Linked DNA regions of Mus musculus: region 1 is linked to region 2. Evidence: chromatin loops called from intact Hi-C (ENCODE). Cell type or tissue: heart. All regions are shown on one strand. Links, peaks and the distances in the headings refer to the core of each region. The heading gives the core; the rest is flanking DNA. Region 1 holds the start of Gm31135 (a long non-coding RNA gene). Region 2 has its middle 150 kb from the start of Gm31135.

Region 1 (9,053 bases), core at 911-8,910, 150 kb before region 2:
TAACATTCTAACGTTGCCACATTTTATTGATTTGTATTTGATGCCAAGGTTGATAAGATGTAGATCACATTTAAAAATTATGTGAAGAAGAAAAACCTACATTAGACTCAAATCTTAATTAATGTGACCATACTCTCTTAGTGAAATGAACACAGTTTTACCACATTTTATTTTTTCCCCCCAAACTGTGTGCTGCTCCTTACCACTTTGGTTTCTTTCCATATCTTCTCTTTGGAGAAACCAGACCAAAAGTTGTTTGAGTACAGACGTGCAAAATCGTCTTCCTTTCATGCTTTGCACATCATGCACTCTGTGCATGCTCCGGTGAGTCGTTTGTGACTGTATTAACTTGATGGTCTATAGGTACAGAGCAGTATAGTAACATTAGAACACACATCACGCTTGCTAACAAGGTAAATTCATGTGCTTGGTATGGGTGATAACTTCCTTGCTGTGGATAATATCTGTTCTCTTGCACCTGATAGAGTCACAAAGTAAGTATTAAATCTGGCCCAAGGAGCTCTGAGGAACGTGGCAGTGATAGGGGACGCAGAAAACTTCTGTCTCAGCATTGTTTCAATGGCCAACCCACGAGACTTGCATGCCTTTGAGTGAAAACCCTACTCTCTAAATTGTAGGCAACAAGGTTGGGGAGACCCCGACTCAAATCCCCAGCAACTGCCAAAATAAGTAACATCTAGGAATGGGCTTTCTCAAGCCAATGATTAAAACTTTCAAAGGGTACAGTCTTTGGATCTGAAGTCTCTGATTAGTTAGTCTTTTAATTACTTCTCTTTTTATTATTTCTTTAAAATGCAGAGTTTAGGTGAAAATGACAACAAAACAAAGCAAACAAGTAAAACAAAATAAAACAGTTCCCATCTCTTGGCAGCCTTTTTGACCAAGTGTAAGTCTTTATGAAGGAATTACAGTTAACCAGTTTTGGGCAGCAGGGCATTTCCCTCAGCCTCATTCCGGGTTGCTCCTCCTGGCCTGCAGGACTCAGGCAGGGTGGGGGTGGGGCTTGGCTTCTATGTCTTACAGCAAAGCAGCTTTGGTGGGAGCAGTTATCATTCATAGTTCTACAGAACTCTCATAATTATCTATTGTTTTCGTCAAAAACCAACATGGTTTTTGTGCACATCCAAACTCTCTTCGCACAAAACTTCACTCCTGCCTTTAAAATACATAGCATGTATAATACTAGTTTTACAAGTAATATCTTAAGTTGGAGTCTGATAAAAATACCTAGTTATCAAGTATTGTATTAAAAACAAAAGGAAAAACTCTAAAACAAACAGCAGGCCGGTGAGATGGCTTAGCAGGTAAAGGCAGTTGTTGTGGAAGTCTGGCCATTTCAGTTTGATCCGAGAACTTTCTCCACAAAGCTGTCCCCTGACTTCCACATATGAACTGTGTGGCACTGCTAGTACAGTACACACACACACACACACACAGACACACACACACACACACAGACACACACACACACACAGACACACACACACACACACAGACACACACACATACACAAATACACAAATAAAAGTAAAAAAGTCGTTGCTGTATCCTGCCTTTTATCTGTTCACAGAGTTCCTTGAAAGCAAGCTACAAGCCAGTTTCACTGCCTTTGTGTAGTATGAATAAGGCTTAGTTAGAGGACAGGGTCAAAGTCACTGTTTTACCAGACAGTAATGGCATGCTAATGATGCTGGAGCAGCTTGGAGCTCCGAGTGACAAAGCCTTTTGCACTCTGTGGTGATGCTCTCTCCGAGAATTCAATTAAAACGGAGGCTCTGAGCTGCTGGCGGCGGCTGTTGCTCCACCGGGGAGTTTCAGTTAACACACTCTTCTTGCAGCCATCGGAAAGTCTTAGGTAAATTGTGCAGACTTTTTTTTTGTTGGGTTTGGCTTATTTAGTTTTTATAAAATCAGAGTTTGTAAATATCATAGCAAAGCCTTTCTCACAGTTTGGGTGGCTAAACAGACTTTACAAGCTGTATCTGAAGGCCGAAGTTCATTGAGATGTACAACCAATCAAATTATTTTCTTTTACTTTAGTATTTTATTTTAAGACAAAGCCCCATGCATGCCAAGCTGTCCTTGACCTTGCTGTGCAACAGAGGATAACTATGTGCTTTTGTGCACGTGTGTGCTGTAGGGGGATGGGAGTGTTTTCTGTGCATGTATGGCTTATGTAAGTGTATAGTGCATATATGTAGTGTGTGTGTATGTATGTATATATATATATATATATATATATATATACATATATACATGCATGTAGTGTTATGTGCTGCTTTGTGTTGCTTGTGATGTGTGTACGTACATGCACATGTGTGCATAAGGGAATACATATGCATTTGTACATCTGTATGTACATGAATATGGCCTCTGTGCCCATGTGTGTATGCACATGGTGTGTGTATGTGTAGATAAACATGCATGTGATTTCTCACTGAACCTAGAGCTTTTGGATTCGGGCAGGTAGACTTTCCAGTCATATGTCTTAGTGCCGACTTAGCATTGGTCTTTAAAATCTGCACTGCTGTGTTCCCCTTTTACGTAGATGATAGAAATCCAAACTTGGGTCCTCCTGCTTGTGTGTGTGGCAAGCACACTGCAGAGACAGCAGCTCCCTGCCTCATCACAAACTTCCCGGCCTTCTGTCTCCACAGTGTCCAGGGCGATAGATTTACACTACTCAATCCATGTGGCATTGAGGTTAAACTCACATATGCGGGACAAAACAAACGCTCTACCAACCCATCTACCAACCCAGCCCACATTTCTTTTGATTGCTTGGTAAATTTTTAGTTTATTTCACTATGTTAATGAAGGCTGGAGAGATGGCTCAGCTGTTAAGAGCATACACTCCAGTTTGGCACTGGGCACATCTGGGTTCCACGGGCATCTGCACTCACAGGCAAATAAATATACATTTCCATAATTGTTTTAAGTTCACTTCCAGAGCAAGTGATCCCTCATCCCGTGGCCTCTAAGATGTTGGTTAATGCTCTGCTGGCTCCACAGAGAAACTTCCAATTTCCTGAAGAAGAAAAAAAAATCTTCAGGGTTCAGCTTTCTTCAAAAAGGATAATTCCAGATTCCAGGAAAGAGCAAGCCATAGTACTGTTTCAAGGCAGGAGTTGAAACTTTGGTCCATGGACTGCGTTTGAAATCGAAAGGAATGTTGGGGTCATCGCCAGCTTCCTCGGCTTGGGGAAACTGCTGTTTTGCTAACTAGGCCGTAGTTAGGTCTGAGTCAGTTACTCCGCAAGGTCAGTTCTTCCTTCAAATCAGGTGGGTGTTCCTGCCTCTGAAAACAGTTACTCTGTAGGGAAGGAAGGGTCTTGTGGGTCTTGTGTCTTGTGCTGGGGTTCTGCAGATCCCTCGCTCCCCCAATCATCGCTGAGGGAAAGTCCTGCGCAGCCTTTCACAACTTCCTACTCACAACTTGAATCCTTAAACAAAAGAAAGACAAAAAAAATAGCATCTCAAAGCTTCGACACCCTTACAGTATCCTGGTCTCTGTAATCCAGATACTTTACAGGCAAAGCTGAAGTGGCCTTTGTACTGGCTGTACTGGCTCAGGAGACTGGCAGGTCCTGCAAGGTGTGCCCTCTCTGTGCTCCCTCCCCTCCCCTCTCCTTTGTTCTATGATAAACTTTTGTCCTTTTGGGTGCTAACATTAAAGACCTGTTCTTCATTCCAACTAACTCATTTTAAACAGAAATGCCATGTGTCCTATTTTTAACAGACAAAGGATAAAGCAGTGGGCACCAATTAGTTCGGTTCTGGAAGAGGACTATCAGGTCTGCAGACCCCTGGCTAGGTTGTATATGGCCTCAAGCAAGGGAAACCCAGGGCTCATTTAGGATCTGTAAGTCTAAAATGACAATTTGGCATTTAGAAATTGAAGCTGAAAAGAGTCTGGTATCACCTTGATTTCACAAGTCCCAGCCTCCAGCTCACCAGGCAGCCTTGGGATGCCCAAGGCTCCTGGGGGACCAGGGCTAGGCCCAGGGAGTGGGAGGCTGGAGTCCTGGGCTTTAGGAAACCCTTCTTATCTCTGCTTCTGTCAGGGACCCTATCTTGCTTACACAGCCAGGATCTGAGGCCAGGACTTTCAGCTGCTCTGGCTCTATCTTCATTTCTTGTACCTGGATATCGATTGCCTTTAAATTGGGAAAAGAGGCTGCAATCTCATTTGATAAGGGGATTTCGGATGTCAAGCCTCGGAATTTGTGAAGCTGGAGAGATGCAGGCCAGGGGATGCGGCCTTAGGGAATAGATAATGGAAAAGATCTACCTTTAAAGTGAAAGCCATGCTTACCATCAATAGGATAAGTTTAAGCAGGAAAGCTTAGAATCTAAATCAACATAGGACATTGAGGTCCTTATATGGGCAGGTCAGATAAACCTATCTTTAAGGTTCTTTTGAGAGGCAAAAGCCCAACTTAGGAAGTACTTTCACTTTAAAGTGGTTTTTTTCTTTTCTTTTTTAAAAAAATTATTTAATATTCGACAGCCTTAAGAGCTAATGCTGAGTTCAAAAGAGAACCTTAAAAGTTTTACCCATAGTTCACCTGGAAACTTATAAGTGCATTAGTCTAAGTTCAGCTATGGAATCTCTTCAGAGCTCTTGGACAAGATGCCCACATTCTCTGTGCTCTCTATCAAAGGTGTTGGTACCTACCTAATAGGGCCTATGGTTGGCAGAAAGCTATTAATTTATATAAAAGCCTTAGAGCAATGCCTAGGGTATAGCAAGAACTCTAACCCCATAAATCATATTTTTAAAAATCTCTTTCAAGTTCTGGGAGGTGACAGGCATTCTTAGTCCCAGCCTGAGTTTGGATTATTTTGAAAACAAAGCCCGTGGCAGCAAACGGCATTAGAGAACAGAAGAGGGGGTGGGGAGGACGCTGTGGGAGGGAGGGGCCGTTCATGGATGACTGTGGGACTGTCCACTTGAACATGTAGTGCTTCGCAGAGGCTTCTGGAGGGGGCTACGTTAAGGTGTCCACTCCGCTCATCCCTGGCGTCCAGCCTTTGGTCAGGAAAGAGGAAAGAGAAGGGAATTGCACGTGTAAAATCCCTATGTTTCACACTGAGGTATTGGAAACCCCAACGGATGACGTCACCTCAGCTTTCTCAAAGCTAGGGGGGGGTTGGGTGAAGCTGCATTCTGCCACCTTGATGGGGTTGGAAATTTAAAGTCCTGCATGCCCAATTTGACAGGCCCAGAAACTGAGTCCAGTGGAGTACACCCCAACACGTACTTATAAACTTGTAAGACTGGGTTTTAAATCTCAGTCACACATAAACATCTGAGGCTAGCACTTTTCCTGCTGTTTGTTTGTTTGTTTGTTTAATTGTGTGTGTGTGCGCGCGCGCGTGTGTGTTTGTGTGTGTGTGTGTGTACTTTATGCACGTAGTATCTGTGGAAGCCAGAAGAAGACTTTGAGGTTCCTGGAGCTGGGATGACAGGAAGTTGTGAGACGCCTGATGTGGGTGCTGCTGGGAATTGTACCTGCTGGGCCTGCGGCTAAAGCAGCGAGTGCTCTCAACCCTGGATCCATTTCTTCAGCTCCGATTTGATTTTTTTTTTTTTTTAATTTAGAGTTTGTTTTTGTTTGTTTGGTTGGTTTTTTGATTTATTTATTATTTATTTGAGACAATGTGGCTGTCTTCAGACTCACCAGAAGAGGGCATTGGATTCCCATTCTAGATGTTTGAGAGCCACCATGTGGTTGCTGGGAATTGAACTCAGGACCTCTGGAAGAGCAGCCAGTGCTCTTAACCGCTGAGCCATCCGTCCAGCCCCGATTTGATCGAGAATCTCGGATGCATCTTCACTAACATGCGGGGCCTGATTTATTTCTTCTTCAGAGTGTAATTCTTAGCACAGTTCTATGGGACTAGTGGAAGGGCAGTGAAATGATTGAAAGAAAAACTTTGAGGTTAAAAAAACAAACCACATATAAAAGTGATAAGAACTTATCTCAGGGAGTAATCCAAAATGTACACTCTTTAGCCAGCACAGCGAGACTTCCTCCAAATTTTAGTTAATGCATTTTCATCTCCAGCTGCAGCTTCATTTTTAAATTGATCTTTACTATGAGTGGAGCTGAGAGGAAGTTGATGTGTGACGGGACTGTGTGGCAGGGGTTACTCTTATTTAACTGTAATTACAAGAGTGTCTTCCTTTTCTATCCCCTCTCTGCTATACACAAGGTAGAGGTGCGTGTTTCTAATGATTAATGTGTGACTACTCCCCAAGGGGGGGGGGGGGACGACACAGTCGAGATGTTTTCTAAAGACACAAACTGAAGCAACTCACATCTCATTGGCAAGATCCATGGTTTGATCACAAAACAGTTATAGAGTATGCAATTTGAGTATCATTCAATAAAGGAGATGACTGCCACCGGATTGACTGCATTGTCAAAGTTTTAGAATTAACACTGGTTTGTCTGATTGGAGAAAAAATAAAGACACAGGGCTGTGTTGTGATGTGATTATTCATATGCCCTCTCCTCAACCAGGCCTTTATGGGCATCTTGATGTCACTGTGAGGGCAGATTATTCTGGGTCTGCAGATACTTGCCGGGGGGGGGGGGCATTAAATGACAGAAAACACCCCTATCTACCCTGGAACATCTCCCTACACAGCCCCTGCTGCCTCCTGTTACCCTCCCCCTCCCCCACCCCCTGCCCTCACACTCCTGTGAGCTGCAGGTTATCTTCATCCAAAACTGGACAGGTTCCTGCCTTTGTCCGTGTTCATACGATGTTTTTGCCAAGTCTTTCACAGCTCCAGTTATGTTAGGGTGGATGACACAGCTCTTTTGTGTTGGCATGGCTCCTCCACAGTATGCCCTCATAGCTTCTGTTGGTTTCAGCTGTGGAATTGGCTGCGTGTCGGAAGTGGATCGATATGTACCCATTTTATTGATCACTTTGTATGTATGTGTGTGGTGTGTATGTGAGTGCAGTCTTGCATTAGCCATGGTGTGTGCACAGGTCAGAGGATAAGCTTTTGAAAGCGGGTTCTTGTTCCACCTTGTGTTCTGAGGCAGGGCCTCTCTTGCTGTTTCTATCTCTACCCAATATTCTTCACCTAGCTGGGCTATGAGTTCCTGAATGACTTTCCTGTCTGCTCCCCATCTCGCTGGAGGAGTGCTGTGACCAGAGCTGCACATCTGGGTTTTCCTGTGGGTTCCTGGGTTTGAACTTGGGCCCTCAGGCTAGCTTAGCAATCATATTTATCCTCTGGACCATTTCATGTTTGACTTTTTACCTATTTATGTTTTATGTTTACAATATTATTTATTATTGTTGTTGTTATTGTTATTATTTTGAGACAGGGTTTTTCTGTATAGTCCTGGCTGTCCTGGAACTTGGCCTGTAGACCAGTCTGGCCTTGAAATCATAGAGATCCACCTGCCTCTGCTTCTCAAGTATTGGGATTAAAGGTGTGTGCTACCACCCCTGGGCTGTTTAAGATACTTTTAAGGTAGCTCTGGCTCTTGTATTTTTATGTAGTTTGATACTTAATTAACTGATTTTTAGGCCATTTAAGTTTAATGCAGTTACTGCTGTGATTGGTTTATTTTATTTTATTCTATATTTTGGTGCTAGGAACATAACCCGGGACCTCGTGTGCTAGGTGAGCACTTTCCCACCAAGCCGTGTTTCTGGCACTTGAATCTGTACCTTGCTTTTGTTTTGTATTCTGTTATTTGTTCTTTTCCTCAATGTCTCCTTTTTTCTCTCATTTCCTGATTTCTTTGAAATCCATTCTGTGCTTTTGTAGCAGTTTTGTTTATTTGCTTTCTGGATGATGATGTGTGTGTATATGTGTGGGTATATATACATACATATATATGTATGTATATATGTATGTATATATGTTGAATTACTGTCTCCAGTGCTCCAGTGTCTCTAGCTCACCATCATCACCACTGAATCCCAATGAGCCCCTTGTCCTATTGCTGAAGCACACTGTACATTTATTGGTATAGCAAAACACATCCCCTCATTCTCTGGAAGGTTCTTTGATGTCTGGCTGTCATGTTTTTTTGGGTCTTCTTTACACAGTGGGTCTCTCCTCTCTGTCTGGTTCTCCTGTCAATCCTTAGAACTCACAGATCCATGAAGGAAAGAAGCCATGTCGTAAAGTTGTCCTTGGCACATTTACACCCGACATCATGCACATGGAAAGAAATTAATTTCGACTGGTTTCGGACAATCTGATTTTGATAGACCTTTGTGTAATATTAAACTTAAACCTATTTGTTTTATGTGTATGAGTATTTGCCTGTATGTATGTATGGCCACCACCTGTGTTCCTGGTGCCTCAGGAGCCAGATGAAAGTGTGCGATCCCCTGGGACTGTAGTTACAGATGGCTGAGATTCATCATGTGCGTGCTGGGAGCTAAGCCTGGGTCCTCTGCACGAGAAGCCAGTGGTCTTAACCTCTGAGCCTTCTCTCCATCCTCATTATGTAAACCTTTCTTAATTTAAAGAAAACATCCCTTTGTTTGGAGCTTGGTGACCTTTTTGCTTATGTGAGTATATAGCTTTATTAAGTCTTAAATGTGGGCTATCATCTCCAAACTGCATTTTACTCTTTCCATGGATTTCATTAGGAGTATTGAAGTGACGCCATGGTCCAGGGGTCCTCTGCTCTGCAAATCCCACTCTCCTGGCTTCTCCACTTGGGATTCATGACTCTGCTTTCTCAGCCTTCAGAGACTGCAGATTCAGCGTGAGCAGGTCCCGTGACTCGTCTGGAAACTTCTCCAGGGGATGAGCTGCCTGACCTCATTTGTGTTTTCTGGCACCACCACTGTTGCTTAATATCCGATGTCTTGAAGGTCATTTCTGTGAACAAGAAGTTGTTCATTAGTTGCTCCAGGCAAGGGGACAGCTGTGGTCTCTTTTGCCTCTGGTTTGATTTTCACTCCTCTCATACCTATTGGATAATAAAACAGACCTTTCCTAGGATGTTGATAGGTTTAGAGAAAAGCTCAAACTGAAGAAT
Region 2 (9,053 bases), core at 628-8,627:
AAGCTAGAGAGTTGTGTGGTCAGTTATGGGATGTACAATATATGCATTTAAATAACAGGTTGATACAGAAATGCGCTGGGGGTCTCATATGAACACCATCTGGAAACATTAGTGATGTCAGGATTACCATATCTTCTGCATATGGACTCTTAGAAAGACAATGCCACCAACAGACATAATTTGTGGCCTTTCTTGACAAGCTATGACCTGTTGAAGGATGTCATCACTATCTCTGTCTCCTTATTGACTTGGTAGCAGTCTTTATGCAGCCCAGGTTGTCCTCACACTTACAGCAATCCTACTGCCTCAGTCTCTCAAGTGCTGGAATTATAGGCATGCACCACCACACACTTAAAGAAGTATGTGTGTGAAGGGCTGGATGTGTGGTCAAAATTCTTCACTCTTCGCCTTTCCCCTGCTCTGTATACTGTGTAATATGCAATGTCTTCTGAAAATGGAGTTTCAAGGCCACTCACAAGCACTTTGACATTCATGGCCACTGTTTCTCACATAGCAGTCTTGGCTTTTAGAAGTCCATCCTGCCTCATCTTCTGCAATACCACACCTTGCACCTCTCTTTCTTCAATCATTTATTTCCATCACTTGTCTTTGTTCCACGCTTTCTTATGGGTGGTGATCTAGACATATAAGGTCAGGGTGGCTTGATGAACATGAGCTCTTGCTGGGTCTGGGGCCACTGAGGCATGCATATTGTTTTATGTGTCACCGTGGACAGCATACGCCATTCTCCTGCCTCCCAGTCTTCTCACATGTTAGCAGATGATGAAGATGTATGTGTGTTTGGGAGGACTGGGAACACAATCACATGAAACTCAGAGAGCTCCATGTGCTGTTAACCAAGGACAAAGGCAGCAAAGACTTACTTCTAGGTTGGAGGAGAAATCTCACTTATTGTTTCCCATCAGCCCTGTGCTGAGGCTACAGCCTACCTTGCTCTAGTACCTTGACCTCTCCTGAACTGATGGACAGAAATCTCCCTTACCATAGACTCAGACCATGCAACTTTCCTGCAGAGGCACTGGCCAGATCCTGAGAGTAATTTTTCACTACTCTTCTCCATATGGAATTTGTCACCAAATCACCTCTCAGTTTCATTCTCCCCCCCCCCTCAAGTCTTGATTGTTATTGATTGTGATTTTACACTGGCATCTAGGCATCTGAGTTTTGGGAAGGTGCTGATAGCTAGTCTTGTCTTTATTAGGTGGGTATTCTGTCCCTTAGTTTCTTTTGCTCTCTGGGTCTTTGGAGGACGTGGTAGGCTATGTGTTGTCAGGTAGGAGATTCTCCTGGGATTCTGCTAGGTGTGGTCATAGGGTTCTTAGTAAAATGTGTTTCTAGGTATTGGGGGCTGAGACTTAGAAATGAGGTTGGGTTAGTGGTGGGAAGGCTAAGGAGGTTCACAGGTGGAAGGACAGCAAGGTGTTCTATCAGGATCTGTTTAGTACCCTGGGAATGGGGATAGAAAGTGAGCTGAGGCTGAGATGCCAAAGCTTTTAGATTCAGACACCATTTTAGAGAACCTGATCTAGAATTAGTCTTCAAGTTGTCCCCCAACAAAACCTCAGTCTAGCTCCAGTCTCTAGGCTAACTCTCAACAGGACCAGTGCCTCCAGGTTATTCCCCCAACAAACCTGCATCCTAGGTTACAAGCCCACCCCTTGCCTAACGACCACCAATGCGGAGGGAAGCAGAAGTTAAGTTTACGATCTGACCCCCAGCACCAGCCAATTATGTTAAAGGCCACAGGAACTTTCCCATTAGATGCTTGCGCATGTATTCCCTGCTTGCTGTTTACTATGAGGCCTTTCTTCGATAGACATTTGGGGCTCCCCTCTACCAAATCCGTCCTGCATGACAGTGATGCATTGGGGTGTCCTGAGCTAGCTCAAATAGAATAAAGACCCTGCTGTGAGTTACATCAGATTGGCTCCCATGTGTGTTTCTGGGGATCACTAACTTTTCCCCTGGCACAACAAGGCCATAGTAGGTCAGCTACATGGCTGGCTCTGGGATTGGATTTGGAGGAAAGAAGGAAGAGCAAGGATCTGAAGATCACCTACCTGCTTGACTGGCTGAATTGCTTCTCCTGCAGGCTTGACTGGCATGTTTCCAGAGAAGACCTGCTGGAGCTGGGGGCTGGGGCAATAGGGTGAGTGGAGAGAAAGGTTAGAGAAGATATGAGTGATCCACTGGATGTGTGGGGAGGCCACAACATGTGGTCTGCTACAGGGTTGGGGTTAAGGCTGAGGGGGTTGAGTTTAAAGTTGAAGAGGGAGAGTTTAGGCTACCTACTTCCCTGGCCATATTGGGCTGTTGGTTCCCAGGGAATGTCTAATGGAGTTGGAGGCTGGGATAGTGGTGAGTAGCGGGAGGGAGCGTTGGGGAGAAGGACCTGTGTGATTTATTGGAGACAGGAAGAAAAATGGTCAGGGGAAGGAAGGCTATAGCGGATGGTCTGTTACAAAGCTGGGCATGAGAACAGAGCAATGAATTTAGAGAAAAGAAGGAGGGGGCAAAGAAGATCTGCAGCTAGCCTTCCTGCTTCCCTGGCTGGAATGTTAGGAGTGTTCTCAGAGAATGCCTGCTGGTGGGATAAGAGAGGAGTGGGAAAAGAAAAATGAAGGAGACTGTCTACATGGTCCATTGGAGATGGTTGTCAGAGAGGAAGGGGGGTAACGTAGCAGGTGCTCTATTACAGAGCTTGGGAGGAGACTAGGGGATTGGATTTAGAAGAAAGAAGAGATGATAGTCAGGCTACCTGCTTCTCTGGCTGGAGTGGCTTTCGGGTTCCCAAATCCTGCCACTTTTATTGACCATCTCCCATGCCTCCACCTTCCTCTGTTCTGTCCCTTCATCTTCTTGTGAGCAAACACAGTTGCCTTGTTATACCTGGGTTGGCACCTCTTCTCCTAGCTCCTGGCCTCCAGTCATATTCCTCTGCCCTCCCCACCTCTAAGATGCTACTGCAGGGCTCTGACCTGACTGCTGACTGACTGTCTTCCTCAAGTGATTCAGAGGTTCCCAGTGGTCTTTAGGAAAAAGCCAAACACCTTTAGCAAAGCATGCATGTACCCTGGCAATCTCCATCCTCTTCCCTCTCCAGAGTCCTCATCTTGGCCGCGTCTTCACTTACTATGTGCACTTGAGCTATATATGGAATCTGTGTGTGTTCCATCCCTGGTGAGTGAATTCTGGGGTGTGTTTCTGATGGGAATATTTTTCTCTGCTTGAGACAGTAAACTCAGTTGCTTGTTAGGTAATTTTCAGTACCTAACTAACACGAAGTGGTGCTTTGGCTGGACCCCATGAGTGTTGACCATGGTGGGCCTTTGCTAGTCTCTTCTGTGAAGATTGGCTGGACTCAAGCCAATCAAGAGTGCCCAAAGCCTAGGACAAATACTGAAAATCACAAAAGAGATGCACCTTCTTTTGCCAGCATTACTTTCCTCTCTCAGCATTTAGAGGAGGAAAAATTCTCTAAAAACTGCTGCTAACTGGGCCACCTTGGTCTTGTGCTTACTTGAGGCCAATCACTGTGACCTGCAGCCCTGGCACTGTGGTCAGCAATTCTTGCTGACCTCTGTTGGACAGAAGGTGAGGGCACCTGGGGCATGGAGAGTTGGAGAAGCTCCTCCATGATGGTTCTCGTCTGAGAGAAGCAGAAAGGGGACTAGGGATGATAACCCGGCCCTCAGAATTGGCCTCCCCCTCTCCGTCCCCCAGGCACACTCTTTTTCTCATGGCTACTAGAACACAGGGATTCCTGTGAAGCTGTGTTCTCCCCAGTACCGTTCTCTAGCTGGGGCTGCACAAAGACTCAGTGGTATGAATAAAACACACAGAGTTCTGAGGTTCATCGTTTAGGCTTAATTTACTCCCGGTTATGAAACCCTGAAAAAAAAAAAAAACCCAAAACAAATCTATACTACTTCAGAGATTGTTTTGTTGCGAATTCACCTGGTTCATTTGCATTTGACAGAAGGTTAGCGGGTAAAACTGACCATGAAATGACTGGAGAATGTAGAAAGAAAACAAGAAAAATAAGAGAAAGGCCCAACCTGGTGAGTTTTGAGCCTTAAAAGTGACAAGAAGAAAGATGTTGCTATGAAGAGAACAGAAAATAAGTTATTTCTCTTTCTGGTTGTTTGAAATATCGTGTACCACGGGGGAAACAATCTTCTTGAGAGATAGTCTAGTAAAATGTTAAATTTAGGGGAATGAAGAGAGACATTATCATTGGGGTTGATAGAATGCAGGGATTATCAGCTATTTTAGACAGCGATACTTTTACAAATACTGAAGTCGGTTCCATATAGGAGGTGAAGCCCTGTATGGAAATCAGAGATAAAGGAATAAACCTGCCACCGAGCAAGATTTACTATACTGCCAGGCAAGGAACTCAAAGGTCACTCCTGAATTAAGTTACCTTTGTATGACTTTCTGTTCTGGGTGTGGAAATCCAGAGACTGGTGAAATCCATTAAAGCATGGCTGACAGCGAGAGGGGTTCATTAATTCCAAAGTGGGAGGAGGTTTTGCTTTCTGTTAACGCCCTGTGGGAATTCCACGGCTATGGTTTGGTTCCTGGAGCCAAATGGAGCATTAAAATAGAAGCCGGCTGTGGGAATAAAAGCGGGGACTAGACCTTCTGCCTAAAAATAGTCAATGCCTGAGCAGGCTGAGTGATAGCCGGTCAGAAATCACAGTGGTCACAGCATGTAGGTTCCATGATAATGACACGGAGAGAGAAGCTGGCAACCGTGGTCACGTATCCAGTATGAGGTGCAACAAAGCCTGGTGATGCCACCCCAGGAGCGGCACCAGCAGGAAATGCTGTGGCTTTTCTTCAAGGCTTCAGGAAGCACATGGCCAAGGACAGCCACCTCCTATCAAGGAGCGTCTCGTTAACGACTAATATCCGATTCACGATAGCACACAACCTTCGTTTTCAGCTGCAAGTAGAAAGTAGGCTGTTCTTAGAAGCTGGTCTAGCACTTAGAAGTCACACTTCACCAAGCGAGGGATTCGAAGGTGGTCTGTCAGTGACAGGATTCCTCTGCCCTCGCAGAAGGTGCAACCCTAGTCTTCAAAGTATGCGGCAGGTAAGGTGGCGCAGACATCAGGTTCAAAACTGCGATCAGAACAATTGTGTAAGTCAGCCTTTGGTGGCAGCGTATACAGACTCAGACACTGTGACCCAGGTCCTTTTCCAGCGGGAGGCAAAGCTTGAGTCTGCAGAATTTCACATTTAGTATCTTACCCCTGGCTGTGTTGATCTTGGGATGGCTTCAGCGCATGCCCAGGCCTGCAGGGAAGCAAGAAGCTGAGGATAAAATCCTTGTGATACATATCTGGAGGACAGCCCAGGAGACCTGTGAAAGGATGCTATTCTTTTAAGCAGGCATTATGTAGTTATCTCTATGTGGGGGTACTCTGTCTGTGGATGTACTCCTTAGCCGTGCGTACTTGTTTGTGGTAGAGCTGTGACCGGAAGAAGAAAGCAGGCCCTTTAACTTCTGGCTCTGCCAGGCCGCTCCAGTGGTTACAGACAGGGCCGGCAGTCCCCTGCAGTCTTTGAGTACTGTTTCCACCAAGTTTGGGCACTCTCCAGTGACTTCACTACTTCCTGGCTCCTCTGGGTCTTTCTGCTTCAGCCTAAGAGGAGTGTGTCTCTCACTTGCAGGATCCTCATGATTTCACTTTCTCTTTCCCTTTCAGAGACTGCCCGTCCGCTCCTCAGAGCAAAAAGCTTCCAGGCTGCAGACCCATCTCTCTGACAGTTGGTCTCTGTGTCTGCGGTCTGCGTTTGTGCGTGCCTGCAGAACTTGATGAAAGCACACGTACCCGTCATCTTTCAACATCAACTCCACTGTATATCCATGCTAGGCAATATTTTGAGTGGATCATTCAAGACTCTTTTTTTTTTCACATGCATATGCAAATAAATGTAGATGTGCACAAATGCTCGTTTACTTTTAAAAATAAAGCTATACACTAGGGTATATTCTATGTATCGCCCCCCTTCATAATGACCCATAGCTGTCATTTCATGCCAGTAACACATATCCACCTGATAATTTTAAGTCCTCTTATAGATGATACATATTTATTGACTAGCTGTGCTGGTTAATTTAGTGCCAGCTTGACACAAACCAGAGTTACCTTGGAGGAGGGACTCTCAGTTGAGGAACGGTGTCCATCAGGCTGGTCTGTGGGCAAGTCTGTGGGGCATTTTTTGATTAATGATTGATGTGGGAGGACCCAGTCCACTGTGGGCAGGGCTTCCTCTGGGCAGGTGGTCCTGGGGACTTTAAGAAAGGTAACTGAGCAAGCTAGGGAGAGCCAGGCAAGTAAGTACTGTTCCTCTGTGCTTTCTGCTTCAGATTTTTGCCTCTAGGTTCCTGCCTGAGCTTCCCTCCATCATGATCTGTAACCTGTAAGCCAAATGAACACTTTTTTCCTCAGGTGGGTTTTGGCCAGCATCAGAAGGCAAATTACACTCGCTGATAAAGCTGGGCTGCCTTCAGTTTTAGTTGTAGAAAATGCTACATGAACATTTTGATTATATGTGTATATTATACATCTGTGTCTCTATATATTTGTGTGTATATACATGTGTTTCTATTATGTGCATGTAGATATGTGTGTATATCTATGTATGTCTAGGGTATACACATGTGTATCTATGTATCTGTATCTATGTTCGCTTTTCTATATGTGTGTATATACCTGTGGATGAGTATATATGTAGATATTTGTGTATGTATGTCTGTATGTGTGTAAATGCATTTGTCTAGCATGTATATACATGTATATGCATGTGTAGGTGTATGTATATGTTTCTATGTATGTTTGTATATCATGTGTATCTAGTATATGTATATATACATTATATCTCTGTGTGTATATGTGTGTGTGCATATTTATGTATATACATGTATGGTATATTTTGAATGAAAATCTATCTGGGTGCACAATGCCAATGTTTTGATGATTTTCCCCCTAGGAATGGTTTTCTATGGCCCTTGGCTTTGTTCTTTGGATTGTTATTTCCTCCTTCAATTCATCTTTCTTTTTACATAAAACATCAACAGTTAGCATCTGAATACTCCCTCTGCTTGCTTACAGCCTGGTGTAGTTGGAGGAGGGTCCTGACACCCTGTGTATTTCTTATTATCTCTGACCTCTTCAGCTCAGGAACAAACATATAATTCTTTTAAAGATGGCATAGATCCTTGTTTATAAAATCATGCCTTATTAGGTAAAACACATGCTTCTTCTTACCAGTCTGGATCTTTCTTTTTCATGTATGTATGTATGTATGTATGTATGTATGTATGATGTGTGTTTGTATGTATGCATATTTGTATGTATTTATTTTATTCACTTTACATCTCAATCACTGCCTCTCATCCCTGTCACCCCCTCCCTGTCACCCCCTCCCTGTCACCCCCTCCCTGTCACCCCCTCCCTGTCAGTCACCCCCTCCCTGTCACCCCCTCCCACAATCCTTCCCCCATTGCCTCTCCCCTTCTCCTCTGAGAGAATGGAGACCCCCTGAGTATCCCCACCTCCCTTGCACTTCAAGTCTCTACAACACTAGGTGCATCCTCTCCCACTGAGTCCAGACAAGGCAGCACAGCTAGAACATATCCCACAAATCAATAGCTTGTGGGATAGCCATGCCCTAGTTGTTGAGGATCCACACAAAGACCAAGCTGCACATCTGCTACTTACGTGCAGGGAAGCCTAGGTCCAGCCTGTGTATATTCTTTGGCTGGTGGTTCAGTCTCTGGCAGCCCCAAGGGTCCATGTTAGTTGACTCTGTTGGTTTTCCTGTGGATTTTCTATCCTCTTTGGGGCCCATAATACTTCCTCCTGTTCTTCCATCAGAGTCCTCAAGCTCCATCCACTTTGGATTGTGGGTCTCTGCATCTGTCTGAGTTAGCTGCTGAGTGGAGCCTCTCAGAGGACAGCTATGCTAGACTCCTATCTGCAAGAATAACAATTATTAATAGTGTCAGGGCTTGGTGCTTGCCCGTGGGATTGGTCTTTAGTTGGGCTGGTCATTGCTTGGCCATTCCCTTACTCTCTACTTCCTTCCCCCTTCCCTGTATTTCTTGTAGGCAGGATAAGTGTTGGGTTGAAAGTTTTGTGGGTGGGTTGGTGTTCCTATCTCTCCACTGGGGTTCCTGCCTCCCAAAAGGAGGTGGCCTCTTAAGATTCTCTATCCCCAGTGCTGTGAGCCACAGCTCAGGCCACCCCCATTCAATATCGATTGAGCCAAGAGTCAGGGAACTATGAAACATTCCTGAGGCGTTGACTAAACAAACTTTTTTGTTCAGTGACAAGGTTCTCTGAGACATGCACTGTGGACTTTTCACAGAACCTCCTGTCCACCAGGGAAGGTCAACAGGGGACCTTAAGATGGAGCCGGGCAGTGGTGGCACATGCCTTTAATCCCAGCACTTGGGAGGCAGAGGCAGGTGGATTTCTGAGTTCAAGGCCAGTTTGGTCTACAGAGTGAGTTCTAGGACAGCCAGAGCTATACAGAGAAACCCTGTCTCGAAAACCCAAGCAAAGGATTGGGGTGTGTGTGTGTGTGTGTGTGTGTGTGTGTGTGTGTGTGTGAATATGATTAAAAACATGTCACGTGAAAACCTAAAAGGAGCAATTAAAACAAAAAGACTCCAGGCTCTCTGCTGAAGAACCCTCCGGAGGGCTCGTCTTTATCAGCATAATGTGTTTTTAGAGTCATTCCCTCCGAGCTGCTGAGGGTGAGGAGCAGTTTAATCTTTTCCAGCCAGTGTTGCATTCCACTCATGCTCAAGTTCAGCTTGAAACTAGGCAAGTCTGCTTGGCTGGTCTCTCCACGTCTCAGCCCTCTGGCGTTTGTGCTCGAGAAGAGTAAGCACAAAGCTGCATCTTTCACTGTTCTGACTGGAAAGTCCTCAGCCAAAACTACCGGACTGGACTGTTAGGTGCAGAGTTCATTCTTGCCACTGCTGCTGGTGACAGTATTGTTTAGCTCTC

Evidence for each region. A loop is a pair of places that touch in the nucleus more often than their neighbours do. Peaks named below come from ENCODE experiments on the same cell type or tissue, not always from the same donor. Only the 100,000 strongest peaks of a DNase experiment are listed, where the experiment ranks them.
Region 1: it touches region 2 in a loop (1.9-fold over the local background); 3 of 42 quality-filtered maps call a loop at or near these places.

The regions. Positions count from the first base shown.
Region 1 is chr8:8,477,441-8,486,493 of GRCm38, reverse strand. It overlaps Gm31135 (a long non-coding RNA gene), which reads left to right and starts at 1,766. Exons shown (of 4, transcript XR_870125.1): 1 at 1,766-1,876. In heart, for the core only: a CTCF peak has its summit at 5,684 (motif pointing right); no DNase peak of the experiment used is centred there; H3K27ac peaks cover 1,420 bases.
Region 2 is chr8:8,331,272-8,340,324 of GRCm38, reverse strand. No RefSeq gene overlaps it. Among named protein-coding and RNA genes, the nearest start is that of Gm31135, 150 kb to the left of the region's middle. In heart, for the core only: no CTCF peak of the experiment used is centred there; DNase peaks (open chromatin) are centred at 4,754 and 5,624; H3K27ac peaks cover 1,934 bases.